Regions from separate parts of the Homo sapiens genome. Here region 1 is linked to region 2. The links are chromatin loops, found by intact Hi-C in ENCODE. Cell type or tissue: sigmoid colon. All regions are shown on one strand. Links, peaks and the distances in the headings refer to the core of each region. The heading gives the core; the rest is flanking DNA.

Region 1 (9,657 bases), core at 3,346-5,845, 350 kb before region 2:
GTATAGTACCCCCGTGGGTATGGCAACCTCTCTCTGGGTATATCTCCTGGATTGTAAGGCAGAGTCTACTCTGGACTTGGAGTTTGGTGCCTTCCTGATGCAAAAAGCAGGGAGCTGGTAAGCCCCAGTCCTTCTGGTCACTCACAAGAGGTTTGGGAATGAGACTGGGTGAGGACCGGGATTCCCTCTACTTCTGCTGGTGAGACCAGCAGTCTCTGATGAAAACTGACTTTTCTGCAGACGTTGTGACTGCAGCTAGGCAGACCATGCCTGCAGGAAGGAAAGTGGGCCACCTCAGGGTGACTTCGAGACTGAAAACTAGGAATTGGGAGCAATAAAATAAGGCAAAATCACCCTAATATAACTGACTCTTAGCAGAGCTTTGGTGCAGCTTCCTAGTGTTGTGAGGCCCAGGGTTGAAAATGGAGTGACCCCATCCAGTCTCCACAGGACACAACTTCCCCTCCAGCTCCTGCCTCCTTAAAAGCCTGCAGCTGGCCGGTGAAGCCAGCTTCCCTCTTCTAAGGTGTGAGCCCACAGGCTCTCCTTCAGCCCAGGCAGGCTGCAGGAAGTCCCCAGCATTCCCCAGGGGGACGTGGAGGCCAGAACAACGTGTACATATTCCACAGCCTGTCCCTAAAAACAGGTAAAACCCAGAGACAAACCAGAGCTTTTTCATGTGCACTTTTCAATGAGTTTTGACAAAATTATATACGTATATAACCATCATCACAATCAAGACACAGAACACTTCAATCACCCCCAAAACTTTCTTGTGCCCATTCCCAGTCAGTTCCGCCTAACTCCCATCTCCACACACCCTCTGGCTGGCTTTTCTATCACTATAGATTGCTTTGGGCCTTCCTAGAGTTTCGTACAAATGGCATCAGATAGTATGTACTCCTTTTGTATCTAGCTTGTGTCATTCTGCAAGTTTTTGAGGTTCATCCATGTTGTTCATTTCTTTTCATTGCTAGCTAGTATTCCCGTGTATGGATGTGTCATAATTCATGTATTTACATGCTGATGGGCATTAGATTGCTCCCAGTTTTTGACTAATATGATTATAGCTGCTGTGAGCATTCATGTACAAGTCTTCCTATAGACCAGTGTTTTGATTTCCCTTGAGTAAATAGCTAGGCATGGGATTGCCAGTTGTATGGAAAGTGTGTGTTTAACTTTGCAAGAAACTTTAAAACTTTTTTAATTGGTTGTATCATTTTATGTTCTGATCAACAATGTAGGAGAGTTCTCATTGCTCCATATCTTCTCCAATGCTTGGTATTGTTGATCTTTTTTATTTACTCATTCTAGGGAGTGTGAAGTGGTGTCTCATGGTGACTACTGACACTGAGCATTTCATCATGTGCTTATTAGTCACTTGATTATTTTCTTTTGTATAGTGTCCGTTCAAATATTTTCCTCATTCTTTGTTATGTTGTTTGTCTAATTTAGTTGTTGAGTTTTAAAAAATATATTGTGGCTTGCCTTTTCATTTTCTTAACAATATTTTCAAAAAGCAGAGTTTTTAATTTTCATGAAATCCAATTGTCATTATTTAATGGTTTGTGTCCTAAGAAATCTTTGATGCTCTCTACATGATGATTTTCTTCTGTATTTTCTTTTAGCAGTTTTATATATTAGTTCTTATGTTTAGGTTTATGATCCATTCTGAGTTAAATTTTATGTATGGTATGAGAATAAGGGTTGAGATTCCTTTTTAAAAATATGGATATATATTAAATAGTTGTTGCCACATCATTTGTAGGAAAAGCTATTATTTATCCCATGAATTGTCTTGGTGCCTTTGTTGAAAATCCATTGGCCATGCGTGTATGCATCTACTTCTGGACTCTCTGTTTTATTCCATTGATCTATGTCTTAGTGTATTTGGGATGCTGTAACAAATACCATAGGCTGGGTAGCTTAGAAGCAACAGAAATTTATTTCTCACAGTTCTGGAGTCTGGGAAGTCCAAGATCAAGGTGCTGGCAGGTTTGGCACCTGGTCCATCCCTCCTTATTTCTCAAGCCCCACCAATGTGAATTATAGCACAGGCCCACCTCTAAGGGAGAGAGAGATGATTCTAGGCAGTAAGTTCAGATTATGTTCCAGGTTGCTTCTGCCTAATAGATCTGTTTAATACATTTGTGACTATATATCTTCTTTCTCTGTAAACAATGACAGCTGCACTTAAAAATATCATTGACTGAATGGGACAATTCACCTGAGAGTTACACATATGAGATGCTCATACATAGTGAAATCATTACCGATCTCAAAACAGTTTTCTTAAGGGAAATCTTAAATAAAGAAATAAAGCAAGAGAGAGATAAAAGTAACATTCCATAAATATTATCTGCACTGTAATAGCTTCCATACATTGTTAACCCCATCCTTCCTGCTTCTACCTACTTGAAGCCCAGTCATGCCTGGATGTGTGTTGAAATAAATGTTAGCATGAAGCATCTGCTATATAAGTGGCAAAGGGGAAAGAAAAAAAATCTTTTTTTTTCACAACCAAAAACAACAACGACAACAAAAAGACTCTGCTTATGTGATTGAAGATAGATTTTATATACAAATTATCTCAGATTCAAGGAAGAAAATCAGAGAAACTTAACTGGAAAAAAGCTGGTACATGGCTTTAAAAAAAAAAAAATTTCTGATATTAGATTTCTTTACCTGCTGGACTATATCGACATTTTGCAAGTTCTACATTTGTCACTCCATTTTCAACCCATTTTGTAAAGTATGATAAAAACATGAGTGAATATTTACAAATTTTGTTTTGTTTTGCCTTATTTTGGGTCAGACTAGTGTTTAAACCTAAACGTCAGCCAATATGCTAAATACATCATGATACAATCACGAACAATTGCATGGATGCCTCCTGGTTTCCCTTGGGACACCTTTGTTCATGCCAAGAACTGTCTCTGTGTGGATGTAGATGAATTATTTTCTGGGAGTAAGAAGTGGAGAAAAGCAAAGGACATCTCCCTCATTTCTTTAACCTTGGGGATAAATCTGGTTTTGGCATCTCTCAGAGGGAAAGAATATCTTGACACATACATAAAGCTCTTGGAGAAAGCTTAGTGTCCATTGGCAAGAAAGGGCAAGATTCTGAATACATCTAAATAATCGGCATAGCATTAAAATGCCTGCCTATGGCAGACTGTGCACCAGGATATAAATCATGCTGCTTGCCACGTGCAGCACATCAGACATAGAGTATGACTCTGGCTCATCTAATAAAATGGCTTTTATGAAGTTTCTGTAGATAAATTAAAGCAGCATTGCTAAGAATTATTTTCACAATCCAATTTTGAGAACAGAGCCGAATGGGCAATGCTACATCTATAATGAAAACTAAGCGTCTGTTGAGATGCACGCAGGCAGGCAATTGATCAACGCATTAAGTGTGCAAGAAATCCACATGCTTCTCTGAAAAGTCAGGAGTGACTGGTGTGAATTTTGGCATTCATCCTAACTACTAAGATTTGTTCTCAATTTATTCTCAAATCACAAGGTACAAGACCCTCTTGGGGGCAATGATTATAAGGACTCTGCCTACCCTGGGGAGAAATTATGCCTCCGGAATAACTTCTTGTTCCCCAGGGTGTCATGTTTTGCTAAAATATTTCTAACGTTGAAGTTAGGGTTCCTTTGATATCTTCCCAGGAATTTTTCTCCAAATAGTTTAGGCCAAAAATAAAGCAAAAGGCATCTTACTTTTCTTCTCCTCATGTTATCTAGAGGATAATTTTCTATGCTTCCCTCCAAGTGAATCTGGCTCTGAATCCAAGAAAGAGGATTGCTCTTTTCCTGAAAGTCCATTATGGCCAACACAACTTGAGCCTGTGTAACGGGGACAGAAGTGTGGAAGATCCCCCAGGAGGTAAAGTGGGAGTCAAGCAGGCAGTGTTTAAAAGACTCCCAGTTACCTGTATGGTAGGTTCCGCTCTGTCCTGATCTGAACATGATTTTTCTTAGTGATGTTATTCAAGGGTCAAATTCCTAGGTTCTTCAGTGTATATAAATCTACTACGTGTAACTAGTCTGCAACAGAAGGCACATCGCCGTATATAGAATGTCAGAGAGGCTTCTCTTTGATGAAAAAAAAGTTAAATGTTTATACAAAATTCTGTTGGTCTGGATACCATTAACTTTCAACGATTAATAAAAGTGACACTAGGACACAATAAATTCTAGTTTTCAAAGAAACAATTTGACTTTATACATTGCTTCTGCCTCACTGGTGTTTGAGATGAAAGGGACAGTAATTGAAATGAAACTCATCAGCATTAAAGAAGGCCTCATGGAGAGAAGCCGAGGGGGGCAGCGGTAAAGAAGCCTGTGGAATCCTGAGGCACCGGCAGGAATTTACGGGTCTGAGAGGCAGCCATGGGGACACGAATCTACTTAGGAGCAAGACCAGGGCCTGGTGAAACTATTTTAAGTTTTTAAAAGTTGAAAGAATAAGCAAGGGGCGAGTTAAACACATTTCGTGTGTTACCTTCCTTTGTTCCGGCTCTATTTAAAAAATCCTTATACTTTGACTAGACAGGTTTCTAGAAACTGACTTTAGAAGCTAATGGAAAAATAGATATAATATGCAAATAAGGAATAAACACGTAGCTGACATGGTCCTAAGCTATCTTGCCATTCTGGGGCCCTTCTTTTGAAATCTAAATAGGTCTAATAGCTAACATTTGTCAAGTGCTTGGCGTACGCCATGTGCTCTTCTCAGTGCTCTCTGCACCTCCTATCATTCATTCTTTACTGGAACCTCTCTGATCTTCCATATCTAATCTTACCTTCTCCTCCCCTCTCCCCCCAGTCCATTCTCCACTGAGTATTTGAAACGATCGTTTCAAAGCAAATCTAATTTTGTCATTCCCTTGTTCTCAACCTTTCAATCACTTCCCATTACTCTCAGGAACATATGCCAGGTTTTTTATTTGGCCTCCAGGGTGCTGTCTGCTCTCCTGGCACTGTGCTTCCCGCTGTTTTGGGACTGTGGAGCGCTGGCCTTCTTTCCTTTTGTGATGTGCTCACACTCCCCACCCCACACATGCACACAGGGCCATTGCCTACGCTGGACCGCTCCTAGGCTACTCTGCTGTGATGAGCTCCCACGTGTTGCTCAAATGCTGTGTCCTGGGGAGGATGATCCCAACTCCTCTTATGAGGTCCATCCCACATCGCACGTTCTCACTGTACCTGTAACTCCTGGGTTGACCTCATCATAGTGGTAATTGTTCATTTGGAGGGTGACCCTTTGCTTCATGCACGTCTTTTCTACTAGACCGGAATTGCTATAAGGGGAAGGGTCACTTCTATTTTCATTTCAAACAATTTCCTCAGCCCCCATCACAATACCTGGCATAGAAAAGGTGCTCTATTCAGACTGACTGATAGAGTAGATGGATGGATGCTGCATAAAACCAAAGACCAACCTGACTTGCCTTAACACGGGGGACTTATGATCCAGGGAACCAATTGTTCACATAGGAAGAAGAACGTGTACATCAAGCTGATTTACTCTTAAGAGGCTACCTTTGTTTTTTACTTTTTTTTGGAACTCAGTCAGCAGTGAGCAGGTGGGGTTAGAGTCTGCATCCCATAAGCTACATTTTCTTGAAGGCTCACATTGGTTACATAACCCTTTCTCCCTTCACAATATTTCAGTCATCCTCTACTTCACCTCCCTGTCTTTACTATAATTGCATCCCTCCTGTAATTTTTTATGCAAAAGCTCCTTTGTTTTGAAGCTCGTATTCAATTTCAATGGCTTTCCCCCTTCCTGCTGCTTCATTACATTCCTTGAAGTTGGAGGTGCCCGATTCATAGTCTTCCTCGTTAACTAAATTTCTTCTATTATCTGGGAGATTTTGATCTTCATGAAACTCATTCATGCTAAGCACTGTTCTTACAATTTCCCTCATCCACCACCACCAGAGCTACTCCAGGCATCACTCCACTGCATTCTCACACACCTCTCACTCCAACTCACACTCACTCCTCTTGCATCAACCTTCTAACCACACATTTCCAGCCCCCTCTTTCCTTCACTCCTAGTAGTCAGCACCCTGTACTCTCTCTAGACCCTCATCTCTCTAGAAAGCCTGTCCTGAAAATTTCCCAAGTCTGGATCAATCCCCAAACTGATCCAGAGGAGGTCGTCCCCACTCCTGTATCTGAGCTCTCCTGGAGAAGCCCCACACCTGTGTGGATCAGTGTCATGGCACATCGGTGGTCTGCAGCAGCAGCTGAGCCCACAGTTCTGTTTGGAATGTCTTTCTCCTCTCCTTGGAAGCAACCTGTAGCAGCAAGCAAGGCTTCACCATGCTCCTCTCTCCCCTGCCTAGTCCTCACCAGCACCCTACACAAATGGCCTAGCCTCCAACTGTATCAAGGAAATGAAAGGGAAATGATGTGAATGGCTTCATCATTCATCTCCCTTTCATCTTCAAATTTGTGTGCAACCACATCAATCCCTCTAGCTGCCTGAATCCCATAGAGTGGAATATCCTCTCTGTTGATTAAGGACAGCCTCCTTCACCTCTGCTTTTGATCAAATCTCCTCCTACTAGCATTTTGCCACCCTAAACCGTTCCCTATTTACTCTGCTTCAGCCTCTTTAATGTATCGGCAAGCTGGCGGCAATGCCCACAGGGACTCATGTCTTGCGCTGCTCTGGAATTCCCCAGTCTTACCTCCCTCTGCCTCTATCTTCAGCCTCATGGTTTCTCGATTCCTTTCTTCATTTAGCACCCTTAGGTAGTCGGCATGCTTTCGGATATCTGGCCATTGTTCTCGTCTTTTATTGCTTCAGGACACTATTTCTAGAATCCATGATTTAGTTCCATGCATAGTACCCTCAAGCACTAGAATCTGTCAACATGCAGAAATCCTGAAACTGACCTAGCTAGGTGCAGGCCTTTGAGCTTCCCTCCTCCCAAACTGAAAAAGAATGGAAGTTTGAGACACTTGCATTGTAAGAAATGCTGTCTTCCCTTTGAATGCTGTCTCTTCTTCTTCTTCAAACTTCCAAAATAGAGTCTACATACATGATCTACATGTATATTTGATTAACTAATCATGGGTTGATCTCATCAAATGTGAATGTAATATGCAATTTGCTTATGAGCAAAAATGGGTGTGCAGGGAGGAATAAAGGTATGAATAAAGGAAGAAATAAACAATTTAAAATCAACACTTAGACACAAAGTCATGATATGCGGGCTATAATTTATTACTCTTATTTTCTAAATCCATAAGGTAGAATCAAAACTGGGAAATTTCAGAATATAAACATTTCCTATTATACTTTCTTAAAACACAGGATGAATTAAAAGGCATATGTTCTTAAGAATATGATAAATCTATGTCCTGGAAAAATATATGCTTGACAAATAAGGCAAATAAGAGTAGGCAAAAAGTTCTCATCTAGTGAGCTGGGCATCCTGGTTTATTACGTAACTTCTAAGTGCCACAGTTTCTCATCTGTAATGAAATCTCCCAGGATCTCTTCAAGACTGAAATTCTGTATTACCTGTCTTCATCTTCATAGACCCAAGACTTATAAAGCACTTGTCTAACTCTTAATTTCATATGCATTTTAGATTTACATGTAATAAAAATTTGATATCTCCTCAATGATCAGATAAATTAAAAGAAAGAGAGAGAATTTGTTAGAAAAATTATTTGCCTGAGGAGCCAGCTCACTGTCCAAAATCACATCCATGTGTCCTGGCAGTAGGCTTGGGACTGCAGGAGAGCATTCTCAATTCCAGAGATCACTCTTGCTACTGTGAGAACAGACACAGTCTAGAGGGGTCTCTCTCATTCTGCAATTAGTGCTGCCATTTTTTTTTCAAGTACATAGTTGAAACCTACTGATTGTATCTTCTTTTCTCTATGCATCTAAAATTTCCCCAGACTTCCTAGGAAGAATATGCAAATCTGCAGTGGGGGATGAGAGTGTTGGCAGTGTAGGGTGAAGGGAATAATGAGTGAGGCACAGACTGGAAAGGATACTGATTCCAGATCTCTGGGGGTCCCAGTGTCCTCTCTCCAGACCCTTCACCCTGAGAGAGAGGTGTGTCCTGTCTCTCAGCTTTCTGTGCAGTTCTTGTGGGTCCTGACTTCAGTAAAGCCCTCTGTAAGTTTTCTACAATTTCTAGGGGATTGAAAGATTTATGTTGATGTTTTATTTTGTTTCTTTTCCTAACCCCTCAAACATGTTTCTAGAGAACAAGTTCCCAGATATTTGCGTATCATGCCTTAAAATTGAGGACATAGTTTGCTTCACTACAATAATTTTTAAAAATCCTACTAAACCACAATCTAGAATTACCATTATTTTATTTAATACTGAACATTATAACACTAAAAAGGTAAAATAGAGAGACAGCCACATCTTATGCCATAGTATTATGTCTACTACCAGAGTTGGGAAGTTTACATGTATGTATTTGAAAACACAATATTATAGTTACTTTTCTCATTTTGTCTTCAACCAGTTAAAGTTTGACCACAAAATGGCACCAGTCATCCATGTTGGGATTGCTCTCTTAGGGATGATTCCTACTTGCAAACTGATGGCTCTTTTATCTACATTTTTAGTAACACTTCTTTGTTAGTAAACCCTCAGAAAGATCTGATCTGTCCTTTCTCTCAGTGGATGTGTGTTGAACATGTTTAGCATAGCAGGTGCTATATTGCATTGTGTGTTCTTCTCTCACACATACTGGAAGAGCAGGGACACTTTTGTGGTCTACAAAGAAGAGGGTTTGACTGGTTTCACTGGGAGCTGGTCTCTTGTTTGCCCAAAGAGGATATCACTGTCCACACACATGTCCAGTGATCATGGCTGCTGATTCATTACCCCCAAAGGGGAGCCAGAAAAAAATAGTTTAAACAAGAGTTATTTTTTCCAAGTCAAATGGATAAAATTTTTAGAATAAATACAAGAGCAATAATTTTCTTTTTAAAAAATTATTTTTGATTGGCACAATAATTGCACATATTTATGGGGCACATAGTGATATTCTATAAAACACTAGAATTTATTCCTCCTGTCTAGCTGTAATTCTGTGCCCTTTAACAAATCTCTCCTTATCCTCTCTTCCCTCCTACTCTTCCCAGCCTCTAATATGCTCTGTTCTACTTTTTACTTCTATGAAATTAATTTTTTAAAGCTTCTACATATTAGTGAGAACATGCAGTATTTAACTTTGTGTTCCTGGCTTGTTTTACTTAGTACAATGTCCTCCAGTTTCATCCACGTTGCAGTAAATAACAGAATTTTATTCTTTTTTATGGCTGAATAGTAGTCCATTGTGTATATATACCATATTTTCTTTATGCATCTGTTGTTGGACACTTGGGTTGATTCCATGTCTTGACTATTGTGAACAGTGCTGCAATCAACATGGGGCTGCAGACCTGTCTTTGATATACTGATTTCCTTTCGTTTGGATAAATGGCCAGTGGTGGGATTGCTGGATCATACGGTAGTTTTATTTGTAGTTTTCTGGGGAACCTCCACACTGTTCTCCATAAGGGTTATACTAGTTTACATTTGCACCAGTGGTGTATAAGAGTTTCCTTTTCTCTGCATCCTCACCAGTATTTATTATTTTTGTATTT
Region 2 (9,657 bases), core at 3,707-6,206:
CAGGCCCCAGTGTGTGATGTTCCCCTCCCTGTGTCCATGTGTTTTCATCGTTCAGCTCCCACTTATAAGTGAGAACATGCGGTATTTGGTTTTCTGTTCCTGTAGTAGTTTGCTGAGAATTATGGTTTCCAGCTTCAACCATGTCCCTGCGAAGGACATGAACTCATTCTTTTTTATGGCTGCTTAGTATTCCATGGTGTATATGTGCCCCATACCTGTAGTTTCTTACAGGCAGAATACTTCCCTTTTGGGGGCCCTCTGTCCCCTGCTCATTTGTCCTCATTGCTTAGGACATGCTCCTCAGTCTCTTAACACTTACCCAATAATCTCTTACATATCAAGCACCTATTTGTGACACCTTGCTAGGCCGGGGTTTGCTAATATTGTTGGAAAAATTAAAATGAACATACGACAAGCATCATCCTATTCTTTTGGAGGTATTGCCTAAAAGAAAAGTGCCCACCGCGTGAAAACAGAAGACAACCATCTACAAGTCAAATTAACCCTGCCCTGATACCTTGATGCCAGACTGCCAGCCTCCAGAACTGTAGGAAAATAAATTTCTGTTGCTTCCTTTTTTTTTTTAAGTGTCTTGTTCTTCTCATTTATCAGACAAGGTGATTTGATGTGAAGTTCACAAAATATGACCCCTGTACATATACCCAGATACTCATTCTAAAAAAAAAATCAAAAAATAACAACAACAAAAGCTAAACACAAAATAGCATGAAATCAGAGCATCTCTTAAAACAATCAGACCCAGAAAAAGGATAAGGAAGAAGGCTGCGAATTATACTGGTAAGTTTATACCGCGGGACTTGTTTACATGGGTGCACTTTTATTGTTTAACCCCTAGAAACCAAGTTTTCTCTGCCTTAAAACATTGAAAGGAAGAACTGGGATCGCATTCTTTCTCTGAAAGTGTTACCTTCCCTTATAGACAAGAGTCTCACAAATCAATATGAAATGGATGGGCCCCAAAATGAAAAAGAAAAATGGGCAAGGGAAATTCAAAAAAGAAGAAATATATGCAAATGTCTAAAGCACATTAAAAGAGAGAAGAATTCAACTTTCTTAATACTCAGTATAAATTAAACAACTATAAGTTGTCATTTTTTATCTGTTGTTAATGTCTGACACTGGTGAGGGTTGGTGAAAAGGGGACTGCAGTTTGCTGTTTAGTGGAGGTGTAAATTGTTACAATCTTTTTGTGGAGCAATTTTCTAATTAGTAATCAGAAAAATGTTCACAGTTTGGGGCCTGATCATTCTCTTTTCAAGAGTGTATCCTTAGGAAATAAGCTGAGATGCATTTGAGGCTCTGAGCACAAAAACATTCATCACCCGCTGCCCCTACCCGCGTCCCCGTCCTGTGGCACGGCTGGGTTAGGGTTAGGTTTCGGATTAGGTAGTTGGGCTGTGGGTAAGCCCCATTGCAATAGCTTCCCCCAGGAGCAGCTCACACTTTTCAAACAGGATGAAGGATTCCAGATGTTCTCCTGACCTCCTGATGGTCTAACCTCATGTCCAGCCCTTGCTCCTTTAACCTAAGGGCTATTAACAGGGTTCCATCTGTGTCTCTACACTCGCTTTGTCTGCACACTGCCCCTCTTCCACTTAGGGTGAGTCATGAGTCCGCCTTTTCTTTCGATTCATTCTCATCTAACAGAAATTGTTGGAGATTCGGTGTGCAAGTTTAGGCTTTCCAAGTGTCAGCACTGGAGCAGTTTTTTCTCTTATTTTTATACCTATTGGTCATTTTAATGGGGATCTGGAAGGAGAGGAATTAGACACTTGTGCTGACATCACATTCTTACCCAGAAGTCCTAGGTTGCTTTTTTAAAACAAAAGAAAATCAGAGGCAGAGAAAGGCAAGGAGTAAGGCGGGAGAGAGAGGGCCCAGGGGAGGCAAAGATCCGTTTGTGAAGCGCCCCTCCGTAATTGTAGATAACTCCCTGCAAGTTTGTCTTCTAGTGTGAATTATTTTAAACACTTTGCCATTTGCCTGAGTCTTAATGAATGAGGATTTTGTGGGAATGGAATTGGGGGTAGGAAGGAAAATTACTGTAAAATAGCAGATTTCTGGGGGAAGAAGAAATTTAAGTGTGATACTATAGTACAGGAATGGGCCTGGCCTGCCTAAGGACTTCTAGAATCTGCAGTCAAGATAACTGGCATCCTGAGAAGCCAAAAGGGAGTGAAATGCACCCAAAAGTAGAATAGGAGGAAAAGTCTAATTGATTTTGTACTCTGTGCAATTTTGCCTACAAATTTGGTGACAGCAACTGCCTTATTTGCAATCCCTGAATCAAATGTTTACCTTGATGAATTGCACTGAGATGTTTGGCTACACAAAAACCATTTCCTCATGGAGAGTTTAATTTAGTTGGCTATTTCAAAAGTGAATATTGAATAGTCACATGCTTTCAAAGTCATGTGTGGATTTGACAGAATACAACCACAGTTTTTTAGTGCCAGAGTTGGTATCACAAAGCCCTTTGGAATATACTGAACCATGCAGTTGTAGTAGCTGTATTAATATTCATCTGAGAGTGACAGCTCTCTCCTCTTCTCTGTCTTCAATGTGGCATATATTTGATATTCTCCTGGTGCTCTTTGATTCTATACAGCACGTCATAGTGAAGACATCCATGCCGACATGGAAAATTCAGGGTTTTTCTGCTATTATTTTTGAATCACTGATAATCCTCACAAAATTGTCATTCAGTTCAACAAAATTTCTTGTTATAACATTCATAAGATGAGTGTGTGTGTCTGGTGTGTCTGCATGTGTGTATGTGTGCATGTGTGCATAAGAAACGTTTCTCAAAACCGGGCTAATTGTAATTGGGAAATGCTTAAGGAAAAAAAGAAAGCTGATCAAGGAAATTTTGGTGATGTTTAACAGCTGTTTTGTGGGTACATATCTGTTATATTTTTTAGACCACAATTAAATGTGATTTTAATAGTCATTTGGTATTTAAATAATATGCTATGATTGTCATATGGAATTTTAATTAAATGCACATTTTCTTCTAAAATATGAAGCGTTACCACTGTGAAAAGACCTTTTCTCTTTAAGAACATATTTAAAAGTAATGTTATGTTCCCTGTGATTCAGTAAAGAAAAAATTCTTTTACAATATTATTTATTCTTCTACATTACTCCAGCGTTTGATGAGTCTTGAGGGAATGAAAGGCAAGAATTTTAAACTGAGTAAATGTTCCCCTAATCTCCTAATGAGGATAATGAAAACAGCACACAGAAGGATATGTTTAAGATAAAACACACTTCAAGTAAATAGCATCTAAGAAGCAGCAGTGACTCCTATTCTGTCTCTATTCTGGGCATTTCCTGCATGCCATGTTTGTGAGGCAGTCTCATTTCATTTCTTTACCTTTGTTCTCATTTTCTTTAGGAAACTTTGTATCTCATACTCTCCGCCCCTCCTCCAGCACGCAAAGCCTGAGAACTTAGATCTTAGTTAAAAGAGAGCTTGTATTTATACATAAAACTTTGCAAATCACCATTCATTCTTTCCACAGACTTTGGGGAATTTCAATGTTTTGGTGCTTACTCAAGTGACATTTTAAAGACCTCTTTGCCTGCTATCATTTTATAGCATTGTTTTTAAAGCATCCTTTCTCTAGTGTTTTCCTTGTATGACCTCTGCTGCCTGTTCACTTATTCTGACCTGTGCTCTCCAAGTGTCTCCTTGTGACCACAAACTAGGATAGGCCCATGAGGGAAAGATTGCTGTTCACAAGCCAAAACCCTCATACACTCAATGGTGTTTGAAAAATTAAAAACTAAAACCCAAAAATGTGCAGCCCTGCCCCTTCATTCCACCGCAACAGCTCTGGCAGTTGCTTTCTCTTTCTGTCTCTGTTAGCTTTTCATCTTCCTGAGAGTCCAGAAGCCTCCCCGTCAGAAGTGTGTTAACAGCAGTTCAGCCCATTTCAGGGTGAAGGACAGTTTGTCATCTAACTGGTGAGTACAAGACAACTTCTGGTTATTTTTTAAAGCCAATTGTTAGCATAATAAGGGGAAATCATTGAACCTCTAGTTGTAATGAAAATGCCAACAAGTTTCTCCCAAATATATTTAACCTTTAAAAGCCATCAGAAGGTCACCTCGGTTTCTAATATTTCTGGTCACCACTTTCTAGCAATAAAAAAGTGTATTTTCTAAGGGTTGTGGGAATTACATAACATACAATTGATTGATTGATTGATTTTTTTTTTTTTTTTTGCCCTCAAGTTTTAACCCTCTTAGGGAGAAAGTACATAGACTGAAAAGAATTTGACTGAACGAAGACTCGATCACACGCTGTGTACCCGCCCTGTGTAGGTGAACTCAGTGCAAATATCTAATTGGAATCCTGAATGACACCAAAACCCTTTGCTGGAGCTGGGAGCAGAGAGGGAATTATGAGGGGGAGGCAACAGGAAGCGTCACCTGGTCAGGAAGGACTCCCTGAGCCTCAGCTAACAGGAAGCGTCACCTGGTCAGGAAAGATTCCCTGAGCCTCAGGTCAGGTGAGAGAATGTCTCTTCCCTATGGCCTAAGGAATTCGACACAGGCTGAGCTGAGAGAAAAACAAGAAGCTGGTGTCTGTGAAGCATGGAAGGGTTGCCCATCGAACCAGCAAATGGAGGGGACATAGCAGATATCACGGGGTGGGGTGTGCAACCAAGGAGCAGAAAGCCAAGGAGACAAGGTCATGGCATCGAGTGCCAGAGTGCTCCAGAAGGGAAGCCAGAGCCCTTATGATGCCCTCCAGGCTACCGCCATGGCCACCAGGGCTGAGGGCCGGGGGGGCACGGAGGGCAGTGTCTGGGAGGCAGTGGCGAGCACAGAAAGCTGGGTGGGAAGGCATCTCTGGACCTGCAGGGACCACAGAATCATATGTGGGGCATGGGCAGATGTGCATAGAGGTCAAAGGAGAGTGAAATAGATCCTGTATATTCCTCTACTGCTTAGATGGTTATAAAGGGGATGCTTTACAATGTAAATATGCTTATAAAGGGGATGAAAAGTGTGTGGAATAAAATATAATATGCCTTCCTTCTTAGCCCTTAGTGAACATTAATAATAGACTATAGAACTCTCAGAACAGAGTTTCAGAATTCTTTTTAACACAGCCAACTAAATCACAAGCAACTGACAAGATATGGCTCCCAAGTTAAACCAATTTGCCATCTCTGCTCCCTCTGTTCTTTGACGTTTAGGAAAATAGCCCACGCATCCTTACCACTTCCAGTTAGTGGCTACCCATGAGTGAGACAGTCACCCTGTGCTGAAGCATTTCCAAGACTCAAAACTCACTCCTTCCTAATTATCTTACTATCATTTATGCCTTGGGGTTGTTTACATCTCCCGTCTCTGTCTGCTGGAAATACTATTCAACCCTCTGCCACCACATGGCTCTTCTTCAGTCCACACCCAGTGGCAGCGCTGGTAGTTTGAAATTAGCCAGCGTGTAAATATCCTGAAATAGGGAAACACTATAAATCAGGGCTTTCTCCCCCACCTGACCCTCAAGAGAGCCAATTATTAAACATTTACCGATACATCACTGGAGACAGTAGCACTTTGAGGCATGGAAAAAGTTGAAGAAGTAGAAGCCAGACATTTGAAAAGATACTATCTGAGGGGAGGAGTGCAGTAAGACTTTCTGAGAGGACTGGCATTTATATGCTCATCTCTGAGTGCTCCATGGCCACATCAGCATCATTCGCAGGGTCAGCGAAAGGGTAAATTGTCAATGCTTCCGAAAGCACCATTAATCTTACCAAATGAAGAAATAAATGCATCTCAATGATGGATTTTTCTGTAAACTATTATGGAGAACCCTTGAGGTGATTCTCACAGGAGATATGAATACAGTACAGGTGGCCAGGAAAGGAAAAAAATAATATAAACCAACATGCAGGAACTACAAGAAAAAAAGAGGAATGGAGGTACTACCCATGATATTAAAAAGAGGTCCGTGGAAGATTTCAAAAGTAAGTTTTTTAGAAAAAATATTAATGCAAATGAAAAAATCAAAGCATGACATCACTCTTTTTTATAAACAGTGTTTAATAGGTTAGGCCAGTGAATTTCAATTGTGTCTCCTACATAATTGGGAATCTAGATCAGATACTAAGAAAGGGATCAAGCTGACAGAAGACCAGTTTCCACTACCCCTCACCAGGGCAACTAATTTTTCTTGTTTCACATTTAGTTTTCTAATAAGATTCCATTTGAAGAAAGGCTACCTCCGCTTTCAAACTGTGGGGGAAAATAATAAAACGAAAGATTGGTCTATCTGTTTAATTGAAATATAAGTTTATAATCAGTCATTACAAGAATACCATCAAGAATTATCACTGAAAATATATTGAAGAATTTATTTTAAACACAATAATTCTAAATTACCTACCTATTCATGAAATCTTGAAAAATGTTGTGCTTCATGTATAGATATTTGTAAGAGACATTAAAATACATAATCAGTTTAATAATTTTTTGCTATCTTTGTTGATTTTTGCTATATTTGTTGACTTTTTTTTTTTTTAGCAGAAATCAGGTGTGAAAGGTTGAACAAGCAGAAAGGGGCCAGAATATGTAGGATCCTCTACAATTTGAGTCTACGGGTTCAGTTGAGGGTGACATGATTGGATTAGCATTCTGAAAATGCACCCTGATTTAAAGTGGAGAACGTGGAGATTTGAAAAAGCTGTGAATGGATATGGGAAGATTAGTTAGGATACTATTAAAACGGTCCAGACTTACTATGGTGGTGAGGTAGAGATGTATAAAAGTGGATAAAAGAGATGCCTGGGAAGTAAGATGAACAAGTAGTTAAAAGGAGGGAAGTTTAAAGAATGGCTCTCAGGTTTCTACAGTATGCAACTGAATGACGGACTGATTTTTGCAATTGAGATAAGGAATTCTGAAAGACGTATGAGTGGAAAAGAGGTAGATAATGAATCCAAATGGAATATACTGTTGTTGAGATACCATTGAGGTATCCAAAGAAGATTTCAGGTAAGCAATTGGATAGTATGCCTATGGAGCTCAGAAAGAGATATGATTATCATGGCACATTTATATTTACATACCATAATTCACCCATTTAAAGTGTACCATTTAATGGTTTATAGTACATTGACAAAATTGTGCAACCATTACTACAGTCAATTTTAAAACCCTTTCATTACCACAAAAAGAAACCCTTTACCTATTAACAATCACCCTTTATCTATTAATCAATTTCTCCTGCACCCTATCCCTAGGTACTACTAATCTACTTTCTATCTCTATGGATGTGCATATTCTGAACATTTCATATAAATAGAATAATATATTATGTGGCCTTTTCTGTCTGGCTTTTTTTACTCAGCATGTTTTCAAGATTCATCCATGTTGTAGCATACTTCCTTCTTTGTTATAGCTGAATAATATTCCATTGGAACATTAGATATACTAGATATACCATATTGTGTTTATCCATTCATTAGGTGATAGATATTTGGGTTGTTTCCCCTTTGGGGCCATTACAAATAAGCTGATATAAACATTCATGAACAAGTTTTTGTGTGTACATATGTATTTATTTCTCTTCATGAAATAGTTAGGACTGCACTTTCTAGGTTAATGACAACTCCATGTTTAGCATTTCAAGAAACTGCCAAACTGTACTCCATAGCAGTTAAACCATTTTACTTCTCTTAAGCTGTGTGTAAGGGTTCCAATTTTACCACATCCATGCCAACACGTTATTGTCCATTTAAAAAAGTATAGCTACACTAATGAGTGTGAAGTGCTGTCTCATTGTGATTTTTGATTTGCATTTTCCTAATGATTAAATATGTTAAGCATATTTTCATGTTCTTATTGGCCAATTGCATGTCTTCTGTGTAGAAATCTCCATTCAATTTTTTCCCATTTTAAAATTAAATTATTTGTATTTTTATTATAAACATTCTTTACGTAGTCTGGATACATGCCCCTTTATCAGACATATAATTTACAAATATGTTTCTCACTCTCTGTGTTCTTTTCACCTTGATAGTGTCCATTGATGTGCAACATTTTTTAGTTTTGATGAAGTCAAATTTTTTTTCTTTGGTTGCTTTGCTTTTGGAATCATATCCAGAAAAAAAAAATCGCCTAATCCAAGGTCACAGAGATTCACACCTATGTCTTCTTAAGAATTTTATAGTTTTTGTTCTTATATTTAGGTCTTTGATCAATTTTGAATTAATTTTTATATATGATGTGCAGTAACAATTTAACTTTTTTTTTTTTTTTTTGCATATGACTATCAATAGTTGCCCAGCACTATTTGTTGAAAGGACTGGACTGTTTTTTCCTCATTAAATTATGTTGATACCCTTAAAGTAAACCAACTGACCATAAATATAAGATCTTTGTTTCTTGATTCTTAATCCTATTTCATTGTTCTATAAATCTATTCTTATGCCAGTACCACACTCTCTTCTTATGAAGCTATCATGGCTTAGTAGTAAAATTTGAAATCAGGAAGTGTGCATTTTCTCTGTTCCTTTTAAAGACTGTTTTAGCTATTCTGGGTTCCCTACATTTCTCTGTGAAGTTTGGAATCAGCTATTAATGTCTGCAAAAAAACGCAACTGGATTTTTATAGGGAATTCATTAACTTTGTATATAAATCTGGGGAATGTAACCATCTTAACAATATTAAATCTTCCATGAACATGAAATGTCTTCCTATTAGGTCTTATTTAATTTCTTTCAACAATGTTTTATAGTTTACAGTGTGCAAACCTGCATTTCTTTTGTTAAATTTATTACTAATTATTTTATCCTTTTTTATGCTATTTTTAATGAATATTTAAATTATATTTTGGATTGTCCATTGATAGTGCATAGAAATATAATGTATTTCAAAATTTAGATCTTGTATCCTGCAACATTGCTAAGCTTGTTTATTAGCTAGCTCTAATAGCTGTGTAATGGATTCCTTAGGATTTTGTTTATAAAAAGATAACATAGTCTGAAAATGGAAGTATTTTTACTGCTTCATTTCCATCTGAATGCATTTTTTTCTTTGCTTAATTACCTCGGCTAGAAATTCCAGTACAATGTTGAGTGAAAATGATAAGAGCAGATATCCTTGTCATTTTCCTCCCCTTCATTTTGAAGGATAGTTTTGCTGCATATAGAATTCTTGGTTAACAGTCTTTTTCTTTCAACACTAAATACATCATTCCATTTCTTCTGGCCTCCATGATTTTTGATAAGAAATCAGCTATTAATTTTATTAAGGCTTCCTTGTACATGATGCTTCTCTCTTGCTGCTTTTAAGATTCTTTCTTTGTCTCTTGCCTTTGACAGTTTATGATGTGTCTGGCCGCAGATCTCTGATTTAGTCCTACCTGGAGTTCATTGAACTTCTTGGATATGTAGATTAATGTTTTTCATCAAATTTGGTAAGTTTGGGGCCATTATTTCTTTACTTATTCTTTTGCCCCTTTTCCTATATCCTCTCCTTTTGGGACTTACATTGTGCATATATTGGGACTCTTTATAATGTCTTGCAACCCTATGGGGGTTTTTTCCTTCATTCTTTTATTTTTCTTCAGACAGCGTATTCTCCATTGACCTGTTTCCAGATCTGCTGATTCT

The links. Peaks named below come from ENCODE experiments on the same cell type or tissue, not always from the same donor. Only the 100,000 strongest peaks of a DNase experiment are listed, where the experiment ranks them.
Region 1: a loop joins it to region 2, with 2.9 times the contacts of the local background. A loop is called at or near these places in 1 of 110 quality-filtered maps.

Annotation. Positions count from the first base shown.
Region 1 is chr7:42,681,473-42,691,129 of GRCh38, reverse strand. All of the region lies in intron 1 of LINC01448 (long intergenic non-protein coding RNA 1448), which reads left to right. Among named protein-coding and RNA genes, the nearest start is that of LINC01448, 20 kb to the left of the region's middle. RefSeq lists an enhancer at 4,027-4,575. In sigmoid colon, for the core only: no CTCF peak of the experiment used is centred there; a DNase peak (open chromatin) is centred at 4,377.
Region 2 is chr7:42,332,567-42,342,223 of GRCh38, reverse strand. It overlaps LOC105375249 (a long non-coding RNA gene), which reads left to right and starts at 3,888. Exons shown (of 4, transcript XR_927202.3): 1 at 3,888-3,990; 2 at 4,261-4,346; 3 at 9,367-9,461. RefSeq lists enhancers at 4,266-4,770, 4,771-5,275. In sigmoid colon, for the core only: no CTCF peak of the experiment used is centred there; no DNase peak of the experiment used is centred there.